Regions from separate parts of the Homo sapiens genome. Here region 1 is linked to region 2. The links are chromatin contacts, found by Hi-C or POLR2A ChIA-PET in ENCODE. All regions are on one chromosome and are shown on one strand. Each heading gives the region's core, a stretch centred on a gene start or an enhancer-like site at or near the end of the contact. The rest is flanking DNA. Distances are from core to core; before and after follow the strand shown.

Region 1 (4,744 bases), core at 2,002-4,501, 730 kb after region 2:
ATAATTAAACATATTACAAAAAGTATCTTCCCATATATCTGACCTACATAAGGAAAAAAAATCAAACTCAACTTGGAAACGTGCTTTTTGCTTTAGGAAAAAAATGTAGTATATAAGATGGCAGGATAAAAAGAGCTATCTGATGAAATTTCCACTAAAAACAAAATCCAACTTTTCCTGTCCGTTCTATAGAACTATCTGGAGCCTTTAAAATAGCATGGATAAATTACACAGCCATTAAAAATTTTAAGTATGAAGGCTATGTGGCGACCTGGAATAATTCATTGGATAAAAATCGGTAGAAAAAGCAGAATACAAAGTAATATGTGCACTGTAATCACAATGCTAGGTTAAAAGATGTAATGATGGTTGTTAAGAATGAGGTTTATTTCCTTTCCCAAGTTTCTGTAAATACTGTTTTGATAAGTTTTACAGATGGAAAACTATCTTTAAACAATCCTTCTTGGCATATGGAAAAATGATAAATAGGTTGTTCCTTTTTTTTTTTTTTTTTTTTTTTTTGACGACAGAGTTTCACTTTCTTGCCCAGGCTGGAGTGCAGTGGCATGGTCTTGGCTCACTGCAACCTCCGACTCCCGGGTTCAAGCAATTCTCACGCCTCAGCCTCCCGCGTAGCTGGGATTACAGGCGCCCGCCACCACATCCGGCCGTTTTTTTTTTTGTTTTGTTTTTTTGTATTTTAGTAAAGACGGGGTTTCACCATGTTGCCCAGGCTGGTCTCAAACTCCTGAGCTCAGGCAATCCGCCCATCTCGACCTCCCAAAGTGCTAGGATTACAGGCCTGAGCCACCGCACCCGGCCAATAAGTTGTTCCTTTAAGGAAAAGAAGGCACACTGCTTTGTGGTTTATCTTTTTTACTACTTCGAATTAAGGAGCATGTCTTCAAATGGCCACACTACAAATGGTCGGTTCTTATCTGTATTAGCAGTCGAAGAGTGTAGACATTCAGACCTAGGATGTATAAACATCTCCTTTTCTATGTGGAAAAAAATGATCACATCCTTTTGGGAAAACTGACATTTTTAAAAAGCTTACGGCATTTTGAAAGATGTCTACTTGTTCCACTTTTCTAAATGGATAGAATCACAAACTGAAAACAAATTATCGAAAAAAGAACAGTTTTAAGGGGAACCTACTAATTAAACAGTTAACCGAAGCTACGAGTTACAAAATTAGTTTCTCTTTGGTTTCCTTATGCTTGAAGGAACACTCTTTGGCCAACTATTCAGCTTGGTAGGTTCCATTCATTAAAACACCTCACTCTACAGAAACGGATCACAACACATCCAGACTGCGTCTCCCTAGCACTATTACGATTATTCTGAGGAAAAAAGAAAAAGCCTAACAAAAGACGTCAAGGATTGTGGTAGTATTTTTAAAATTTCAATATGCAAGCAGGACTCTTATGCAGGTTGATTTAACAGTTTAAATTCCATTTTATCTGGCCACTGCAGGCAAAGCAGCAGTTCTTTATCTCCTCACCATAGGAACATAAATTACCCCACAGAGACCGTCCTCCCTACTTTTCTCCTGTAGGTCAGAATCAAATCATCGAACTTGACTATTACAAATGCTCACATTTGAGTCCTCCCCTTCCTTTCTTTCTTGTCCCTGGATTAATTCCTACGTGGCTAGCACAAACCTAATTTATGATGTAAATAGGTAGAGCGGATCCCTAAAAAGCTCTGCCCCTGTGGGTTCGCACTTGGCACGTCCCCCTCCGTGTCGTTGCTTCGCTGGAATTTCCAATGAAACAGTAACAGTAGCTAAGGTAACTGAGAGCGGGGCTGAACCTGGCCAATTCCGGAGCAGAAACGCAAAGACTTTCTCCGGGTCTGGGGGTGGGGAGACTGGCGTCGCGGACAGATTTCCGATTGCGCGGGGGTGGTGAGAGGCCAACGAGTGCAAAGGCGGTTGTCTAGTCTTTGAAGGCCGGCGGCTGGCTCTGCCACGCTCTCAGCAGGAAGGGGAGGGGACCAGGAGGAAGAGGGGGAGAAGGAGGAGATGCAGCGAAGAGCCCAAGGAGGGGGAGGAAGACCGGGGGAGGAAGGAGGGGCCAGAGGAGGAGCCCAGGCTCCGGGAAAGCCCGCGCGCCCGGCCGGCAGGACCTCGGGGCGGAGTCGCAGGCTCCGTCCGGCCCCCCGCGCGGCGACCCTCGCGCGGTGCGCCTCGAAGGGGCGGGCCCGCCTCGCAGCCTCCCTCCGGGTTTCGGGCCCTCCTTCCCCGCTCCTCCCTCCCCTCCCTCCTTTCCATCTCAGCAGCGCCCTCAGTCTCCCTCTCGCAGGCTCATACAAAAGCAAAATGTCCGCCATGTTCCGAGGCGGCTGCGGTTGTCGCGCCACGAGCTCGGCCCTCCTGCGGTTTCTCCCCGGGGCTGCTCCTCCCCGGTCCCCTCTCCCCGACCCCAGGCGCGACAGCTACTCCGAAGCCGCCGACGGCACCACTCCGCCCGCCCTCTGCGCACCCCCTCGCCGCCCGCCCCGCCGGGCGACGCAGGACCGCCTTAGGCGGGGGCAGGGGGGTAAGCAGCCCCCGCCGACTTGCTCCCGCTTCCCGCCTGTCCCCCCACCCGTAGCCCCTTTACCTTGATGCAGTACGGGGGTTCGTCGTAGGTGACCAGCATGTACCTGTCTCCACGGCTGGCCGGGTCCCGGGCGCGCAGCTGCGGGGCAAGGGATGACGGAGGGGGTCGCGTAGGAAAGGAGGGGGGAGGGCGATACAAACGTTACAGAAGCACCTCAATCCACACCCTGAAATCCCTCGGGAGCTCTCCCCATCTCTCCCCTCCCCTCCCTTTACCTTCAAGAATAACTCCACAGCGCCTTTGGCAATGTCCAAATAAGAGGTGCCCAGGTCAGTGCGCTGGTTCATAGAGGCGGACGTGTCTATGAGGAACAGCAGGATGGGCATCTTCCCCCGCACTCCTGCCTCCGCTCCCCACTCTCCCGGCCCTCTTGCCCTCACTGCCGCGTACGGCCACCTGAACCCTCAACTCTCGCAGAGCCGGGGAGCAAGGAGCAAGAGGAAGAGGGGGAGACGGGACGGGACGGGACGGATGGGACCGCTCCTGGCCTCCTCTTTCTGCAGCCCCACCTCCTCTCCCTCCAAGGGAACTTGAAAGTGTGAGCGTGTGTAGCCCTCGGGGCCCTCCCCCTTCCTCTCTTCTGCTGCCACCACTACTGCCGCTGCCAGGACTACTGCCTAAGCATCCGTCCGCGCTCACTAGAGCGCTCGCCCCAGACTGAGCGCCGTCTCTGTTCACTGACAACTTCTGTCTGCTCACCTACCATCGGCACCATGTGACCAGAACCCATGCCATTGGCTGCCAATTATGTGGTATTTGCATATTCATTAGATGACAGGACTAGGGGAGGGACTTGGGCGAACCCTGGGAGTTGAAGTTTGAACCCAGGCAGAGGGTAAGGGGAAGTGTTACGGACCCTCGCTAGGATTCTCCTTTAAAGGACTTGGAAGCAGTTCGAATGATTAGTTCGGGTGGTTTAAATGGATTTTTCTGTCTCTCTTCAAAGATGGTGATTCGAAAAGAAGAGTGAATTTGAGCAACAGTTGTACAGAAGTACAGAAGCAGATGCTTGGACAGTTTGCACAGAAAATTCTTCGCTAACTGCAATCGATCAATCCTGCCAGTGGCGAAGACGAAAATATTTCAGAAGCAGCAAACTTCTTTCCTGGCAGGACGTACTCACATTCCTTTAGATCCCTCCCCCGTCTTGATCAGTATTTGTGAGTTGGTTGCTGGCCTTGCATTCCACATATATCTACTTAGAAAGGAAACTAAAGCTTAAACACAGTTACAGTTACCTAAACTGGCCTTTTGTATGCACAAGCTTCTTCAGTTTCACTAAGCTCTTTGAAACATTGGCCTGCCTGTGATAATTCCACCACTGTTCCCTCTGCGCAGCCTTTACACATGGAGGTTTGCAAACCTAGATTGTGATTCAACTCACATATTTATTTATTTATTTATTTTTATAAATAAATAAAGAGGATCTCGCTTGATCGCCCAGGCTGGAGTGCAGTGGCCCCATCATAGCTGCCTGCAGCGTCCAGCTCCTGGGCTTAAGCGATCCTCCCATCTCAGCCTCTCAAGTAGCTGGGACCACAGGGGCAGGCTCTCAACTCACATTTATTGAGTGCCTATGAAGAGCCAGGCACCCACGGTAGCCTTGTTTAATCTTTGAATTAATTATGGCAGATGGCATTGTATTCAATTTTCAGTAGAGGAAAATGCAGCTCCCTGAGGTTAGGGTAACAATTACGGATACTCTCAGGTCTGGCTCTGTGAAGAGACTCAGTAAGTGGCCAACCACACTTGATTGACTACTTCATATGACACAATTTTAAAAATTGGACTTGTGTATTCCTGGCAATTACTATTGACAATGTGGAATCCAGGACTTCAATGAGTTTGCAGTTTCATTGAGGAGAGATGATGACATATACATACATAATATTTTATATATTTTGGCCAGGCGCAGTGGCTCATGCCTGTAATTCCAGCACTTTGGGAGGCCGAGGTGGGTGGATCATTTGAGGGCAGGAGTTTGAGACCAGCCTGGCCAACATGGTGAAACCCCCGTCTCTACTAAAAATACAAAAATTAGCCGGGCATGGGAGCAGGCGCCTGTAGTCCCAGCTACTTGGGAGGCTGAGGCAGGAGAATCACTTCAACCCAGGAGACGGAGGTTGCAGTGAACTGAG
Region 2 (5,394 bases), core at 1,443-3,942:
AAAAAATTATCTAACTTCTTATTTGGAAAAACCTCAAATCTTTACCCCTACATTCTTCAATATTTATGTCTTTTTTTGTGTTCGTGAGACAAAGTCTCATTCTGTCTCCCAGGCTGGAGTGCAGCAGGCAATCTCAGCTCACTGCAACCTCCGCCTCCTGGGTTCAAGCGATTCTCTTGCCTTAGCCTCCCGAGTAGCTGGAATTACAGGCATGTGCCACTACACCCAGGTAATTTTTGGGTTTTTGTCTTGTGTTTTTATTTTTTTCTAGAGATGGTGTTTCGCCATGTTGGGCCAGGCTGGTCTGGAACTCCTGAGCTCAAGCAATGTGCCGGCCTCAGCCTCCCAAAGTGCTGGGATTACAGGCGTGACTATTTATTTCTTAAGAAGAAGTGCATTTTCCTAGGTGACTACAACATCATTCCCACACCCAAGAAATTTGACCTTGATACAATATCATGTACCATACAGTTCATATTCAAATTTTCTAATTATGCCAGTAACGTATGCCCTTTCAAGCTTCTTTTAAAAATTAGGGTTGTAATCAAGGATCATACATTGCATGTGGTCTCTTTAGCCTCCTGTGATCTGGAACACTTCTCTGATTTTTGTTGTTAGTCTTTCATGACACTAATATTTTGAAGCATTGGGGCCAGTTATTTTGTGGACTATATCACAGTCTCTATCTCTGTCTGAATGTTTCTTCATTATTAGATTTGGGTTCAACATTTTTGCAAGAAACTACAAAGCTGATGTGTTTTGCTAAATTTTCTGTTTGCGGAGTTCCAGATAAGGTCATGAAAGCTGAACTTGTGTTTGTGTATGTGTGTGTGTTTTGTGGGCACCCTAATCATATGTGTGTCGTATTAATAATCATGAATGGCTACCATCCTGGATATCATGCAAAGCATTGGTCTCTGTATTTACTTAGAAGCAGAGCTTCGGGAGTTATAATGCCAAACTGTTTATTTTTGCCACTAGTTTTTTTTTTCTTCGAGACAGAGTCTCGCTCTGTTGCCCAGGCTGGAGTGCAGTGGCAGCTCTCGGCTCACTGCAACCTCCACCTCCCGGGTTCAAGCGATTCTCCTGCCTCAGCCTCCCGAGCAGCTGGGATTACAGGGGCCCGCCACGACGCCCAGCTAATTTTTGTATTTTTACTAGAGACGGGGTTTCCCCATGCTGGCCAGGCTGATCTTGAACTCCTGACTTCAGGTTATCCACCTGCCTGGGCCTCCCAAAGTGCTGGGGCTGGGATTACAGGTGTGAACCACCGTGCCTGGCCCCCCACTTGTATTAATCTACATCATCGCAAACACTTATTGACCACGTTTTAATTTTTGTTAAAATTGTAGGTGCAACGTAATGTCTTTTTTTTCTTTTTCTTTTCTTTTCTTTTTTTTTTTTTTTTTTTTTTTGAGACAGAGTCTCGCTCTGTCACCCAGGCTGGAGTGCAGTGGTGCTATCATGGCTCACTGCAAACTCCACCTCCCGGGTTCAAGCGATTCTCCTGCCTCAGCCTCCCAAGTAGCTGGGATTACAGGCACCCACCACCATGCCCGGCTAATTTTTGTATTTTTAGTAGAGTCGGAGTTTCACCATGTTGGCCAGGCTAGTCTCGAACTCCTGACCTCAAATGATCCACCCACCTCAGCCTCCCAAAATGCTAGGATTACAGGCATGAGCCACCGTGCCTGCCCCATATTACATATTATATATATTATATATTAATATATGTAACTTATGCTATCATTGCTAACATATGTAATATATGCTATTATTAGCTTCTTCCATTTTACAGCTCCCATGTCATTTGGAGACTCAGTGGTCTCGCCAAAGTGCCCATCTCACAAGTGGTCCAGCCCCATTTTGGGATCTCCTGCACCACACTTAATGGCCCCAACCATAAACTGCGTGCCTACAACTATGTCACTACACACACACTCACAACAGTGGTGACTCCACCTCATAAGGGCAAGCCCCCATGAAGTGAGGTCTGCCCCTTAAAGGAGCCTCAGGCCAATGACGGTTTTCCTTGTGAATGGGAAAAACATTCTGCAACCTGGTAGAGTCTCTCCCAAAATCCGGAGAGATTGATGCCAATAAGTCCTCTGCCTCTCTTTGAAGACTCACAAACATCTTAAAGATATTTCACCCAACTTTGAGACCTATGTGTCATGATTTATTGTGCAACAGTTTAGGGAAGCCTACTCATGATGGGGCCCCTAGCACCTCAAAGCAAGCCTGCGACTCCCAACCTCTCCCTAGGCTTCTTCCCCCAACTTGGGTCTTTCTTTGTGTAATGTTTCAAGGACTAGTAAACTCATGATACAAGCGCACCCAGGAGGCACGCCGTAAATGTTCTTTAAATGAATGAATGAATGAGGAAGGAATGTTACTGTGTTGCTAGGTAAAGGTGAAGAAAGGAATGTTGGGGGGGCCAAGCTGGGTGCTGATTGGCTAGTCCTCACAATGCAGTAGGGGCAGAGCACGGAACATAGGAGAGGGTTTCTTTAGACCAGGTAGTCGCTGCCCAGCCGGTCAGGACGTGGGACGCAAGGGGCAATCCTGCCCGGTTCGCAGGTCCGAGGCGGGCGCGGTGGCCCTTCGGGCCCCGCCCCGCCCCGCCCCGCCCCGCCCCGCCCACCGGCAGCCCGGCCACGACCCAAGCGGAGGCCGCGCCGACGCCTGCGCAATGTATGCGGAGAGCCACCACCGCCTCCGGTCCCGACTCCGATGATGGCGGACGGCGCCGCAGCTGGCGCTGGCGGCAGCCCATCCTTGAGAGAGCTGCGGGCACGGATGGGTGAGCGGGCGGGTGGCTCCCGGGGGTGGTTCGGGCCCGCGTGGGAGGCAGGGTTCCCGCAGTCCCCGGGCCGTCGGAGCGGCGCAGCGGGCGCCACAAAACTTTTCCCTGGAGTCGCCTCGTGCTATCTGGTCCTCCCCTCACCCCCGCCGGAGTGCCCTGGGATGGGACAGGGGCGGGGGCGGGGGGTTGAAATTGTCAGCCGACGCCGCGAGCCGCCTGAGTCCCGCCGCCAACGGTCGAACTGCCGCTGCCAACGGTCTGAGCCCCGCGGACGCGGCGCGAGGCAACTCACGGGCTCTGCTTCGACGGGCGGGGCGGGGGCGGCTGGAAGCCGGACCCCGCGGACCGCCCCGTGCCCCATCTGCCCTTGGGGGGCGGTGGCCGCCCGCGCAACCGCCCCAACGAACGCACAGCTGCCTGGGATGTGCGGGCGCCCGCAGGGACTCCGCGCGCCGGCGCCGCCTCCGCCGCCAGGCAGCCTTTCCAGGCACGGAAAGTTTGAGTTATCCCCCAGCCCGGGTCGTGGGCGAGTTTAGGCGCTTTTACTGTCGCAGTCCTTGCCTCTCCCAAAGGCTTACCTCCTGCACCCTCCCGGTCAAGGTCCAGGGAGGAAGCTGGGTGAGGGTGGGGATGCTTAAAAGTTGCTTTAAAAGTTGGGATGAAACTTGGCTCTTTGCATCTCCTGATTTGCCTGCTGTAGCACATGACTTCAACAAGATGTCATCTTCTGTGGGACATCTTGCAGTCTCTAGGCTGAACTGAACGGGAATCAGCACTTCAGAGTGCTTTTTCCTCAACTAGTCCCATCGCCAAAACGTTTTTCCCTCCTCGAAAACCGTTAATCTTATACAATTTGACAGCACATTGCTTGGTCCAGGAGACTGCTCCACTACCTGAGATAGGATTTCTTCCTTTCAGGAGGTTGCTTTTAGCCTGTTAGACTAGTTCCCTCTGCTATGAGCGCGAATAAAACGATTTTATTAATTTTAATTGAATTTCTTAGGGGTTTTTTTGCATTTGCAATTAAAAAGTTAGATTGTTTACGATTGGGAAGCTATATGTTACTTGAGAAGACTTTGAATCAGCTCTCCAAAGACTGTGTCAGAAGCATATACTACATACACTTTCACCATTCATTAGGGAGAAAAGAATCTTCCTTCCGTGTCTATACTTATGGTTCACCTAGAAAGACAGTCTCCAATAAATTGTGTTGCTTATTGGTACCTGTGGCTCTCAGGCACTGGTTTATTTCAGTGATTTAGATTAACCAGCATTACTCCAATATGGTGAAGAAGCTGTGAACCGGATAAACCCCTAAAAGCATTTGTATATCAGATGTTGGAAAGTGTTTTAAAATTATATATGGGACAGATACTGGAATTCACAGCATTTCAAACCAAAAACTTAAGAGCCATGTAAAAGTCTTAACCTAGGACCCTGGTTTAAAACCTTGCTGCCCACTTCATGTTAGGAATTGTAAATATCGCATGTTAGACTTTTTTCACAGAGCACCAACTTGACCAGAACTGCCCTTTAGATCTCAGCGTTTTCCTGAAGGGGTCAAGGAGACAGATGTTTTTGCTAAAATGTTGTTTTCATCTTCTGCTGGCAGTCTGGCAGCAAGAGTTAAAACTGTCTTGAATACATAACATATAAATGCATAGCACAGTCAAAATACATTTATTTTATACATTTATGTATGCATGCAATAGATACATGTATATATATATGTGTTACATATAAAGTGTAAATATATATTTGTTGAGTGATGTTTTCTGTGCATAGCACTGTGCTGAGGTTGTAGCATACCAAATATTTAACAAAACACGTGTTTATATTTTTATGCAGAATTGTTTTAAAATAAAAATTTATTTGAATATTTCAACCAGATGAGCATAAGAAACTTGCCACTGACGTATCACCTTTCCCTTCTTGTTTTTCTAAATTCACCAGTGTTTCTCAGTTTAGAATAACTTTTTCAAAGAATAATTTCTACCAATGCAGAAAAAGCTACGGAGATTGACAGCTAGATTATCATAGAATTTTAGAGTTGGAGAAACCTTAAGATGATCTTGTCAGGCATCCAGAGTCCCAGCTGTAAAATCCTGGGGCACTTCTGCCACTTGAATGGGCACTCTCATGAGGAGCTTAATATTTTTCCAAGTAGCCATTCCATTGTAGACAGCTCTAAATGGTAGAAAATTGTCTCCAGTTTTGTCTTCAAGACATGCTATCTTTGGTTTGAACTTGGAGGTCTTCTGAAAGTCTCAGCCCTATGACTTTGGCTTTTGCTATTTGAGGCAAAATTCTGTGAATCTGCCTGATTTTTATGGTTCTCTGATGGCAGATTTCTTTTCCTGTTATTTTTTCTTAATATTTCAAAATAAAGTTGCTTTGAAATTTACAGTTAAATCAAGTTCTGGCTTCACCACTTACTACCTGTGTGAACTGGGAAAGTTATGTTTAGCTTCAGTTTTTTCAACTATAAAAAAAATTGGGGAAAATAATTACGTCCACTTTATAGGATTGTTGTAAGAATTACATGAAGTAATACAAATGAACTTTGTAAATGGTGAAATGGTATATAA

The links. Hi-C counts contacts between places; a loop is a spot of excess contacts on that map. ChIA-PET counts read pairs that join two places held with the same protein, here RNA polymerase II (POLR2A). Pooled maps may share reads with other maps.
Region 1: a loop to region 2 is called in a map of naive thymus-derived CD4-positive, alpha-beta T cell, with 11 times the contacts of the local background. The contact joins the promoter of INTS6L-AS1 here to the promoter of MAP7D3 in region 2. A Hi-C loop is called at or near these places in 2 of 168 maps with a recorded cell type or tissue (endothelial cell of umbilical vein and naive thymus-derived CD4-positive, alpha-beta T cell), 1 of 37 single-sample maps with no recorded cell type and 11 of 50 pooled maps. POLR2A ChIA-PET finds 5 or more read pairs at or near these places in 1 of 52 experiments (activated CD4-positive, alpha-beta T cell).

Annotation. Positions count from the first base shown.
Region 1 is chrX:135,519,181-135,523,924 of GRCh38, reverse strand. It overlaps INTS6L-AS1 (INTS6L antisense RNA 1), which reads left to right and starts at 3,251. Exons shown (of 2, transcript NR_046740.1): 1 at 3,251-3,358; 2 at 3,553-3,842. It overlaps INTS6L (integrator complex subunit 6 like), which reads right to left and starts at 3,265. Exons shown (of 18, transcript NM_001351601.3): 1 at 2,822-3,265; 2 at 2,607-2,684. The coding sequence starts at 2,932. RefSeq lists silencers at 2,162-2,361, 2,422-2,691 and enhancers at 2,942-3,001, 3,032-3,111.
Region 2 is chrX:136,248,698-136,254,091 of GRCh38, reverse strand. MAP7D3 (MAP7 domain containing 3) reads left to right here and starts at 2,692. Exons shown (of 19, transcript NM_024597.4): 1 at 2,692-2,803. The coding sequence starts at 2,734. RefSeq lists a silencer at 2,586-2,975.